Regions from separate parts of the Homo sapiens genome. Here region 2 is linked to region 1. The links are chromatin loops, found by intact Hi-C in ENCODE. Cell type or tissue: ascending aorta. All regions are shown on one strand. Links, peaks and the distances in the headings refer to the core of each region. The heading gives the core; the rest is flanking DNA.

Region 1 (5,376 bases), core at 51-5,050:
GTTAATAATTCTGCTTTTTTTTTTTTTGAGACGGAGTATCACTCTGTCACCCAGGCTGGAGTGCAGTGGCTCAATCTCAGCTCACTGTAGCCTCTGCCTTCCGGGTTCAAGCGATTCTTGCACCTCAGCCTCCAGAGTAGCTGGGACTACAGGCGCTCACCACCACGTCCAGCTAATTTTTGTATTTTTAGTGGAGACGGGGTTTCGCCATGTTGGCCAGGCTGGTCTCGAACTCCTGACCTAAAGTGTTCTCCCTGCCTCAGCCTTCCAAAGTGTTGGGATTACAGGTGTTAGCCACTATGCTTGGCCTAATTCTGCTCTTAAATGCCATTTGATGATGGGTGATCCATCGTACTCCTAATCCAAGTCACTGAAGTATCTGGTGGCTACATGGACTACCAATACAGCAGGGTGGAGGAGATTCCCTCTGGCCCTGGGCATTTCTTTTCTGCAGATGAGCTGCAGTACTAGTCCTCAGGCCTTTGCATATGGCTAGAAACCAACCCTTGAAGTCTGGGGCTACAGTTCCCTCCTTAATGAAAAACACATTGTAATACCAGAAGTGGCGCCTGATGGCAAGCTTATTTGCCAACGTGGAGCCAGTGCCCTGCCGGGGTCTACTTTGTTTTGGAATTTCTAGCGTATTAAAGGCCCTAAAGAGAAACTGTGTTCCATATGTGGAGATAACCAGCCTTCCAGAAAAGCACAATGAAAAGGAAGGTGGGGCTGTGAGTAGTCAATGCTGAGAGAAAGGGAAAGACATTATTAGAATACATAAAGCAGTATGTATGAGGAATATTCCGGTATTTTCCAGTTTCTCCCATTCTTGGCTTGAAATCGGTTATGCATGTGAAAAACACCCAGGTGGCTTTTATTTTACACCCTTTCAAATTCATCTCTACAGTTGTTGCAAAGGGATCTTCCTAGAAAGGCAGATTCCCAGGAGTACTTCAATACTGAGTAAAATACTAATAATGAAATACTACCATTTACGGAGCACCTTGTTTGTGCTATACAGTGTGCTAAGTGATTTAGGTAGAATTCTTTTTTTTCTTTTTTTCTTTTGTTTTTTTAGACAGAGTCTCACTCTGTCACCCAGGCTGGAGTGCAGTGGCACACTCTTGGCTCACTGCAAACTCTGCCTCCCAGGTTGAAGTGATTCTCGTGCCTCCGCCTCCTGGGTAGCTGGGACTGCAGGCATGAGCCACCACACCCGGCTAATTTTGTACTTTTAGTAGAGATGGGGTTTCGCCATGTGGGCCAGGCTGGTCTTGAACTCCTGACCTCAAGTGATCAGCCTGCCTTGGCCTCCCAAAGTGCTGGGATTACAGGCATGAGCCACTATGTCCAGCCTTATGTAGGTTCTTTATCTCTAGAAGAAACTGATTTTGACCCCGTTTAACAGAAGACAAAACTGAGGCTCAGGACAACAAAGTTGCTTGCCAAGTCCATGCACGGGTAAATGGTGGAGTTGGAGTATGGACCTGTGTCAGTCTGACACTGAAGTCACCAAGGCTCATCTTGTGTACGCCATGATGCTAATCTAAAATTTCTAGCAAAGGGAAAAGAAAATAATTGTGGATGTATGGCTGTGTATTTTTCTGAGCGGCAGAGAAAACTGTTAGTTTACTAGACAATTAAGCAGTGAGTACTAAGATTCAAATGAATCGACTTGAATTTTCCAGCAGCATTAAGATTTCATAAAACAGCAAGAGGTTGGATGACAAAACAAAACAAATGGGCTACTCCCTGGTGTTGGCCCTTAGCAAAATCCTGGGAAGGGGGAAAGTGTAGACGTTGAGCATTTTTGAAAACTGAGATTCACAATAAGTTCCACATTTGTTCTGATCCTCCCTCCAGCCCCCACACTGGGCACTTTCTCAAGGCCTGAGAACTGGGTGTCTGCTTGTCCAGAACATTCTTGCTAAATAATTGGCTTAGAAAGTCGTGAAAGGCGTCAGTGGCTCTGAACCACGGGGAAACCCAAACAGTTTATGAAGAACAAGATCAGCCCGCCTTCTAGTGGATGGCTCCGACTCCGCAGAGCTATGTGTGGAAAGGCAAAGCCGGCCTTGAAGCTGAAACTTTCAACAAACAGGCAGAGACCTTAGGGAGGTTACAGTGTGCCAGTGTTTATGTTTCTGCATCTAACCCTTCCTTTTTGTTTTTTGTGAGACAGAGTTTCGCTCTTGCTGCCCAGACTGGAGTGCAGTGGTGCAATCTGGGCTTACTGCAATCTCTGCCTCCCGGGTTCAAACAAGTCTCTTGCCTCAGCCTCCCGTCTAGCTGGGACTACAGGCATGCACCACCATGCCCGGCTAATTTTTTGTATTTTTAGTAGAGACAGGGTTTCACCATGTTGACCAGGCTGGTCTCAAACTTCTGACCTTAGGTGATCCACCCGCCTCAGCCTCCCAAAGTGCTGGGATTATAGACGTGAGCCACCACGCTCAGCCATACCCCTCCTTTTTGATTAGCACTTTATCATAAACAGAGTCCAGAGAAAAAGGAGGAAGAGTAAAAATCCTCCTTCGCTAGAGAAAGCACAGTGTCTCAAGATTTAGAATCTAGCTGGCAACTGGGAATCTTTGGTGTTATTTCTGCGAGCAATGTGAATTCATTGGGTTGAACAAATGGCTAGCCCTTTTTGCATTTTCAGTTTTCCATTCCATTTATTCTTTATTGTGTCCTTGTATCTTTCTGGCCCCTAAAACTCGCTCACTCACTCCTTTTCTTTCTCTCTGTACTGTAAGCCACTTACAAAGTTGATTACATACGGCGACTAGGAACCCACCGCTCTTTCCCCACACCTTTCCCTTTGCTTGCCTTTTTTCTTTTTTTGAAAACCCTCCCCTCTCTAAGAGCCTATGTAAACCCTGCCTGTTCTTCAACTTCCTCCCTAGATCCTGCTCTCGGCACAGCTTGCTTCTTCCTCTGAAATCCAGTGGTATTTCTTGTCGGGATTTCTCACCTGGCCCCATACGCTACTGCAGTACATTGCTAGTTATCTCTTTCCTACTTAGGCGAGTGATTTACCTAGCTATTCTGAAAGGTGCAGCAAAGACTGTCTCCTATCCTTTTGTGTTTCTTTCTCGTTATCAGCACACCAACTGGCTTCTAACTCATTAAAGATTGCGTGATTGGAATGTAAAACAGTCGCGTGAACAACAGCCATGACCATTGTTTTTTTTTTTTTTTTTTTTGGAGACGGAGTCTCGCTCGTCGCCCAGGCTGGAGTGCAGTGGCGCGATCTCGGCTCACTGCAAGCTCCGCCTCCCGGGTTCACGCCATTCTCCTGCCTCAGCCTCCTGAGTAGCTGGGACCACAGGTGCCCGCCACCATGCCTGGCTAATTTTTTGTATTTTTAGTAGAGACGGGGTTTCACCGTGTTAGCCAGGATGGTCTTGATCTCTTGACCTTGTGATCCGCCCGCCTCGGCCTCCCAAACTGCTGGGATTACAGGCGTGAGCCACCGCACCCGACCAGTGTCTTTCTTTCTTTCTTTTTTTTTTTCCCCGCTCTTCTTGCCCAGGCTGGAGTGCAATGGCATGATCTCGGCTCACGGCAACCTCCGCCTCCCAGGTTTAAGCGATTCTCCTGCCTCAGCCTCCCGAGGAGCTGGGATTACAGGCATGCACCCCCACGCCTGGCTAATTTTATATTTTTAGTAGAGATAGGGTTTCTCCATGTTGGTCAGGCTGGTCTCGAATTCCTGACCTCAGGTGATCCACCTGCCTCGGCCTCCCAAAGTGCTGGGATTACAGGCACGAGCCACCGTGCCCAGGCTATTCTGCTTTTTACAATTATAACCAGTCTAGACAATTATAACCAATCTAGTTTCTTTGGATGGTTGAGATGTAGTCTTGATGGAAGAGAAGGGATTACATTGGACTAAGTTAACAATTTTCCCCAGCACTCTGAGTATTTTATTCTATGAAATGGCTTAAATATGGGAATTTTATTGGACAGCCTTGGCTGGGATTCTCAGCAATGGGCACTTGCAAGTATGAGAATCCCTTCTCAGTAAAAGTCCCCTCTCCCTGCAACAATGATCATCAGAGAATGTCTATCCATATTCAAAAGCTGTGAGTGGGCTAGGTGCGGAGGGTCACACCTTGTAATCTCAGCACTTTGGGAGGCCAAGGCAGGCAGATCATGAGGTCAGGAGTTTGAGACCAGCCTGACCAATATGGTGAAACCCTATCTCTACTAAAAATATAAAAATTAGCCAGGCGTGGTGGCGCGTGCCTTTGGCCCCAGCTACTTGGGAGGCTGAGAGAGAAGAATTGTTTGAACCCGGGAGGCAGAGGTTGCAGTGAGCTGAGATTGTGCCACTGCACTCCCCTCCGGGTGACAGAGCAAGACTGTTTCATAAAAAAAAAAAAAAAAAAAAAAAAAAAAGCTGTGAGTGATTTTTTTTTTTAGATTTGTAATCATCAGGTGACAGGTTCATTATTCTTCAAAGACCTTTTAGAGGAGGGTGTTTTAGACAATGGCCAGGTTGTGTCATGACAGCTGAGCTCGTTGTTTCATGGGTTTACCCGCTTCATGAGCTTGGGAGGCAAACCAGATATAACACAGTCGTGAAAATGAGGCCACTCCAAGCTCATGCATGTGCTCAGTTTCTACCCGGGAGCACTGTGAGAGCTGGCACTTGCTGCCCTTCTACTGCCATTCCTGGATCAGAGCCCTGCAACACGGGGTCAGCTGCAATTTGCCCCCCAGGGCTGAGTATCAACAGGCACTTCCCCTCGCTCTGAAAATGCTTGGGGGCATCCTCGTGCTCTCTATTTGGCCAAGAGAGAACACGAACCGCAGGTTATTTGGCCCAGACCAGTAGATGCCGTGGAAAAGGCACCGTGGCTGCCCCAGAACAGGCAAATCACAAAATGCTTGCCTTGGGAAGCATAAACAAAGCCTCATGGTGTAGGAGGGGCAGCCCCCGCCTTTGGATCCGGGATCAGAGGGAAGAGAGAATACAGGGCTGTTTAGATTTCTAGGAACCACTATCTCTGTGAACTTCACTCTGCTGTGAGCCCCAGGAAGTACCTGCTACCCAAGACACCAACAATTGCCTGCCTGGAATCTTTGGCGGCAGCTTGTTTCCTGACAAAATTGTTTGTCAAAAGCCTTCATTGAATTTCCCCTGGAAACTGAAAGGAAACTCACCACAGTTATGATAATAGTAACAATCGTACACTTATTTTGGAAACAGACGCTTTAATTTTTTGAGACGTTAAGGAATATTGTTCTCTATTCATCATTTCTCAGGTGACACAGAAAGCTCAGGCATCTCGAGATTTGCTTTGATTTTGTAGCCAGGGAGTAAATTGATAACTGTGACTGAACATTGATTGGACATGTACTATTTCTCAG
Region 2 (5,376 bases), core at 133-5,132, 80 kb before region 1:
ATCGTCTGAGTGAGGATGGCTAAATCGCTTGAAATAGGAAATAGCCACTGAGCACTGTTTTCAAGTCAATTTCATCATGAGGCCAAAATGAGGGGAGTCTGGAGACAGGGCTGCAACAGCAAGATCCACAAGCACTTGGAAAACTGCAAAGTGATATTAAAGTAGAACTTGTCTTCCTCAATCCATGTATTTCCCCCCAGTGATTTGTAAAGGGACATAGCAGGCATGCATATCAGATTTACAGAGGGCAAAGAGGTTCGGATGGTAGCTTCAAATGTCAAAGTTGGGGTCATATTGTTTACAGTTTTGTGTCGTACTCTTCACGCACGTGCTAGAAGCCCAGCATCGGAATAAGGGAATTAAGAGGTGCCCTGCATTCTACTGTGGTTAAACTGCTTCTGGAAATCTGTATTCAATTGTGGGTACCATATTTTATACAAGAAAATGAAAGAAATGGGAGAGAGACCAAAGAAGGATAACTAGACCGGGTGAAGGTCCAGAAACCAGTACTTCCCAGGACTGAGGGAAAAGCTGCATCGGTGGCCTACATATCACAAGCTCTAGTGGTAGCGTGACCATACAACCTACTGGCCATACCAGATACTTGTGAGGCAAAAGGGAGGCTATTATTGATTATATAGAGAGAACAGGTATAAACTAGGACTGTCCTGGGCTTACCCAAATGGGGGTTCGGGGGAACTTGCTAATCTGATGTGTATAAAGTGAAGGTGGGTTAACTTTGCTTTGGTGGGCAAAAAATAGACCCAATGAGGGGAAATTCCAGAAGATACATTCGGATTCAATGGAAGGAAGAACTTTTGAACAAGCATCATTGCTCAAAATGGAATGGGTTGCCCCGTTATCACTGCAAATCATCAGGAAGGGACCAGAGACTTTAGCAAGGGAAGTTGTAGAAAGGATTACAGAACTCAGGGACAGACGGACTCTAAGATCCCTTCCCTTCCTCTCCAATAAGTTGTGATGTATAAGGCATGGATATATAGGCACAGCTAGAAACAAAGAGTTCCAAGAAAATATATTCATTCTGATAGCTGATGTATTTACTTGTGATGTTTCCTTGGTACAATATTACATGTGGTTTGGTGAAACAAATTTTTACAACGTTCACTCAGTGCTTCAGAAAGCTTACAAAAATTTTAGTACAGACTGATAGGCACAAACGCATTTTTCTACTTTTTGATGCTACCAATTTTTCTCATATAAATGTGTGGTCGAACATCCCCTATTTAAAATGTAATTCTGTGCAGAAGAGTTACCGGCATCTGTTGCTGGTTTGGTAGAGAATTCACGTGCTCAGTAACCAAGAACCTTAATAACACTTTCTGGTAACATGAATTTGCCTACTTTGTTTCAGTGTCCAGTTTAATCTGTCGTTTTAAATGAAATTTTAAAAAAATTTTGCTTATGTTGTGATCAATGGAAGGAGACACAGTATTATTTACAACTATGGGTCTTATTATACAATAAGTTTTCACAGTTGTAAACATTTTATTGATACTAAAACAATAATACGTGTGATTAAAATAGAATGATGTGACTGCCATAATAGGCACACAATAAATATTTTATATGAATAATAAATATATATTTAAATAGCATATATCTTTATATATATAATTTCAAGGGCAATTATGTAATATAGGTACTATATAAATTAATTTGCATTCAGTGAAATATGTTTTAATTTGCCTATTCTGTAGAAATATGCCCCAAAAGCCAGTCTCAGGAACACATGCATTATTTGTCATTCACATACCTATGTGACAAGCAGAATCAATGTGGATCTGCCCTCAGTGATGGGTGAAGCCACATAGATAAGAGTTGGGGAATGGGCTCTCCTTGTCATAAACAATCTTCTTTGTATACTACTATAGTCATAATCTCCATTGCCTCCCAGGGAGGTGTGGAGCAGAAAATAGTATTCTAGACCACCTGCAAGTTTTCCAAATTCCACCCTTGGGTCTTTGGTGGCTCTTGACATACAGTAGGAAAATGGCCACCTATGAGGTTAGTATGTCCTGCCAGGCCACCTGCTTTGCTAAACCTGTGTTGGATACAAAGCACTCCTGTACTAAGTGCCTAAATCCAAGGTCCACATGCTCAGATGCCAAGTCCTGCCACGTTTAGCAGGAAGCACTCCACACCGACAGCTGACTCCAGTGACACCCTTAAATCAGATCAAACCTCTAGTGGCATCGGAGCAAGACACATCTGAGAAACAGGGACGCTCGAGAACTAGAGAACCACCAGTCCTACACGGAGGTCCCAGTTCCATGAGGTCAAAAAGAAGTCCCCAACCCTCCCCATTCCAATACAGAGCTGCAGGGAGAGCTTGGGGACCCGTAGTGCTTCCATAGGGGGAAGTTTCCACAGTGACTTTGACATCCACACGGAGCAGTCCATCTGGGCTAGAGGCTACCGCCTTTCTGTTTACATAACCAAGTACTTTGGAAAGGGTTCTGCTGGAATGTCGCTGGCAGGGACTTCTTGGTCTTGCATGAGCTGTGCTGGCAGATCCCTCCTTCCATTCTTCCTGGGGGAGGTTTTGACACTGGCTGGCTGCCCCATGAACCATCCCAGACACTTCATGGAGATCTGCCCCTGGGCGCCTGGTCCAGTGTCAGGAGCTCCCAGGAGGGGATAAGTCCTAGAGCTGCTCCCCATGTAAGCCTGGGCATGGAAGGTCAGGCCTGAGAGGGGTGGAAAGAGCGAGGGAGAGGACTCCCAAACCCAAAAGTCTCCCCACCCCCATCCTCATCAAGCCTCTTGGTGGAAATGCTGTCACAGACAGTAACGTAGCACCTTACAGTGCAATGGCCCCGGCAAACGAGAGTCTAAATATATCCAGGGTGCATATCATTAGTGAGCAGTTACAGAAATAAAGATGTTATGTTGTATCTGTTAGTCAAATCAAAAATTCTAATTGGACACAGAACAATTTCTCAAAGCTTTCAGCAGGAGGTAATTACTGTGTTGACTACTTGTAGCAAAAAAAAAAAAAAAAAAAAAGCTGAAATAGAGCCTAGTGTTTGGGCTGTTTCCATGAAAGAAGGAAGGAGAGAGATGTTTTTGCCTGGATCTGAGCTGCTTAAAAGCTGGCTGGGCTCCTGATCTTTGCACTTTCCTGGTTTAACCAGTGACACTGCTGCAAGCAGCTCACCATGTCACACCAAACCCTTTGATAACCAAAGTGCAGTGTATTTTTAGCAAAACCTTCAGAAAAGACCTGGAAATAAAGCCAGGCATGGTGGCTCACACCTGTAATCCCAGCACTTTGGGAGGCCGAGGCGGGCAGATCACCTGAGGTTAGGAGTTTGAAACCAGCCTGGCTAACATGGCAAAACGTTGTCTCTACTAAAAATACAAAAATTAGCCAGGCATGCTGGTGAGCACCTGTAATCCCAGCTACTCGGGAGGCTGAGGCAGAAGAATCACTTGAACCCGGGAGGCGGAGGTTGCAGTGAGCCGAGATCACGCTACTGCACTCCAGCCTGGGCGACACAGCGAGACTCCATCACAAAACATAGAAAGAAAAGAAAGAGAGAGAGAGAGAGAAAGAGAGAAGGAGAGAAAGAGAGAGGGAGGGAGGGAAGGAAGGAAGGAAGGAAGGAAGGAAGGAACCTGGAAATGAGTCTGTGACTAGATAATAGTATTGGAAAGCCAGAATTTTAAATCAGGACAGACAGATGAGGCAGGGACAGTGATGACATTTTATATCCTTCCTCATGTCTAGTCCTGAGCATCACACAAATGATTGACTAAAAGTATAAAAGTACAGAGTTACAATTCCTGATTGTGGTGATGGTTTCCCAGGTATAGTCACATATCAAGACATATCCAACAGTATATTTTAAATAAGCATAGTTTATTGTATGTCAATGATATATTAATAAATCTATTTAAATATGAGATTTAGCACTTTGTGAGGCCAAGGCTGGAGGATTGCTTGAAGCCAAGAGTTTGAGACCAGCCTGGGCAACACAGTGAGACCCCATCTCTAAAAAAAAATACAAAAATTAGCCGGGTGTGGTGGTAATCCCAGTGCTTTGGCCTGGAGTTCAAAACCAGCCTAGGCAACACAGCAAGACCCCATCTCTCAAAAACAAACAAAAAAAATCTTTTAAAAAACGTAGCCAGGCATGGAGACATGGGCCTGTAGTCCCTGGTACTCAGGAGGCTGAGGTGGGAGAATCACTTGAGCCCAGGAGTTTGAGTCTGCAGTGAGCCATGATGGCACCATTGTACTCCATCCTGGGCAGCAGGGTGATACCCCATCTCCCCACAAATAAATAAAATAAAATAAAAGAGAGACATTTCTTCCAAGTTATCAAAAAGACACCATCAGGAGCATGACATTGAGGATTCAATTTGTACAATGGCACATCTCAACAGAACTTTTCACACAATGAGGAATTCTTTTCTTTCCTTCCTCTTCCTCCTCCTTCTTCTTTCTCTTCCTTTTCCTGCTCCTCCTCTTCCTCCCTTCTCCCTTCTCCCTCCTCCTCTCCCTTCTCCCCCCTCCCCCTCCCCCTCCTTCCCCTTCTTCCTCCTCCTCCTCCCTTCCTCCTCCTCCTCCTCCTCCTTCTTCTTCTTCTTGAGATGGGTCTCACTATTTGACCCAGGCTGCTCTCAAACTCCTGGCCTCAAGCGATTCTCCTACCTCAGCCTCCCAAGTTGCTGGGATTACAGGTGTGAGCCACCACGCTTGGCTGTTTTTCATACATTATATTCTTATTATTTGAAGTTTGGTGCTTATGCATTTTCCCAGATGTCATCATACTCAGTTCTGAACCCTGGAGTTGGCAGTCTTTTGTGCTTTAAGCATCGTTTGTACATGGGTGAGCTTCAACTCTGTGTCTCCACTGTGGTGTCCCCTGACCCAGGTTTGTAGAGAATTATGCTCAAAACTGCCCTCTCCACACCTCACTTGGTCCCTTGTTAAACATCCCAAGCTCAGCGAGTCCCAGACGGAATTCCTGATCTCACTTTTCCCCAGATCACAGCTTCCCCTCCCAGGTAATGGTAGCTCTGCCTCGTCATCTCCATTTTGTGCTCTTTTGGCCCCAAATTCTGGACTCTTCTCTTTATCACATATCCCACACTGAACCCTCAGAAAATCCTGTTGGTTCTGTCTTCAGAATATCCAGAACCTGAACACTTTTCATCACCGTCATCATCATCATTGTCATCATTTGTCTGGATTCTTGCAAATGTGCTTCCAACTCTGCCCACCTTGCAATCTCACCCACACGGCACCCAAACCATTTCTGCATGGCCTCCGTGGGACCAGGGGCTCCCCAGCTCCACAATGGGGAGAGCCCCCCAGGGTAGAGCCTTAAAGGCCCATGTGACTCC

The links. A loop is a pair of places that touch in the nucleus more often than their neighbours do. Peaks named below come from ENCODE experiments on the same cell type or tissue, not always from the same donor. Only the 100,000 strongest peaks of a DNase experiment are listed, where the experiment ranks them.
Region 2: it touches region 1 in a loop (2.0-fold over the local background); 4 of 110 quality-filtered maps call a loop at or near these places.

What each region holds. Positions count from the first base shown.
Region 1 is chr10:13,955,099-13,960,474 of GRCh38, forward strand. The region is part of intron 2 of FRMD4A (FERM domain containing 4A); the gene reads right to left. Among named protein-coding and RNA genes, the nearest start is that of FRMD4A-AS2, 34 kb to the right of the region's middle. In ascending aorta, for the core only: a CTCF peak has its summit at 2,023 (motif pointing left); a DNase peak (open chromatin) is centred at 1,963; H3K4me3 peaks cover 595 bases; H3K27ac peaks cover 2,317 bases.
Region 2 is chr10:13,875,214-13,880,589 of GRCh38, forward strand. All of the region lies in intron 2 of FRMD4A (FERM domain containing 4A), which reads right to left. Among named protein-coding and RNA genes, the nearest start is that of FRMD4A-AS2, 110 kb to the right of the region's middle. In ascending aorta, for the core only: no CTCF peak of the experiment used is centred there; a DNase peak (open chromatin) is centred at 2,508; H3K4me3 peaks cover 1,186 bases; H3K27ac peaks cover 4,300 bases.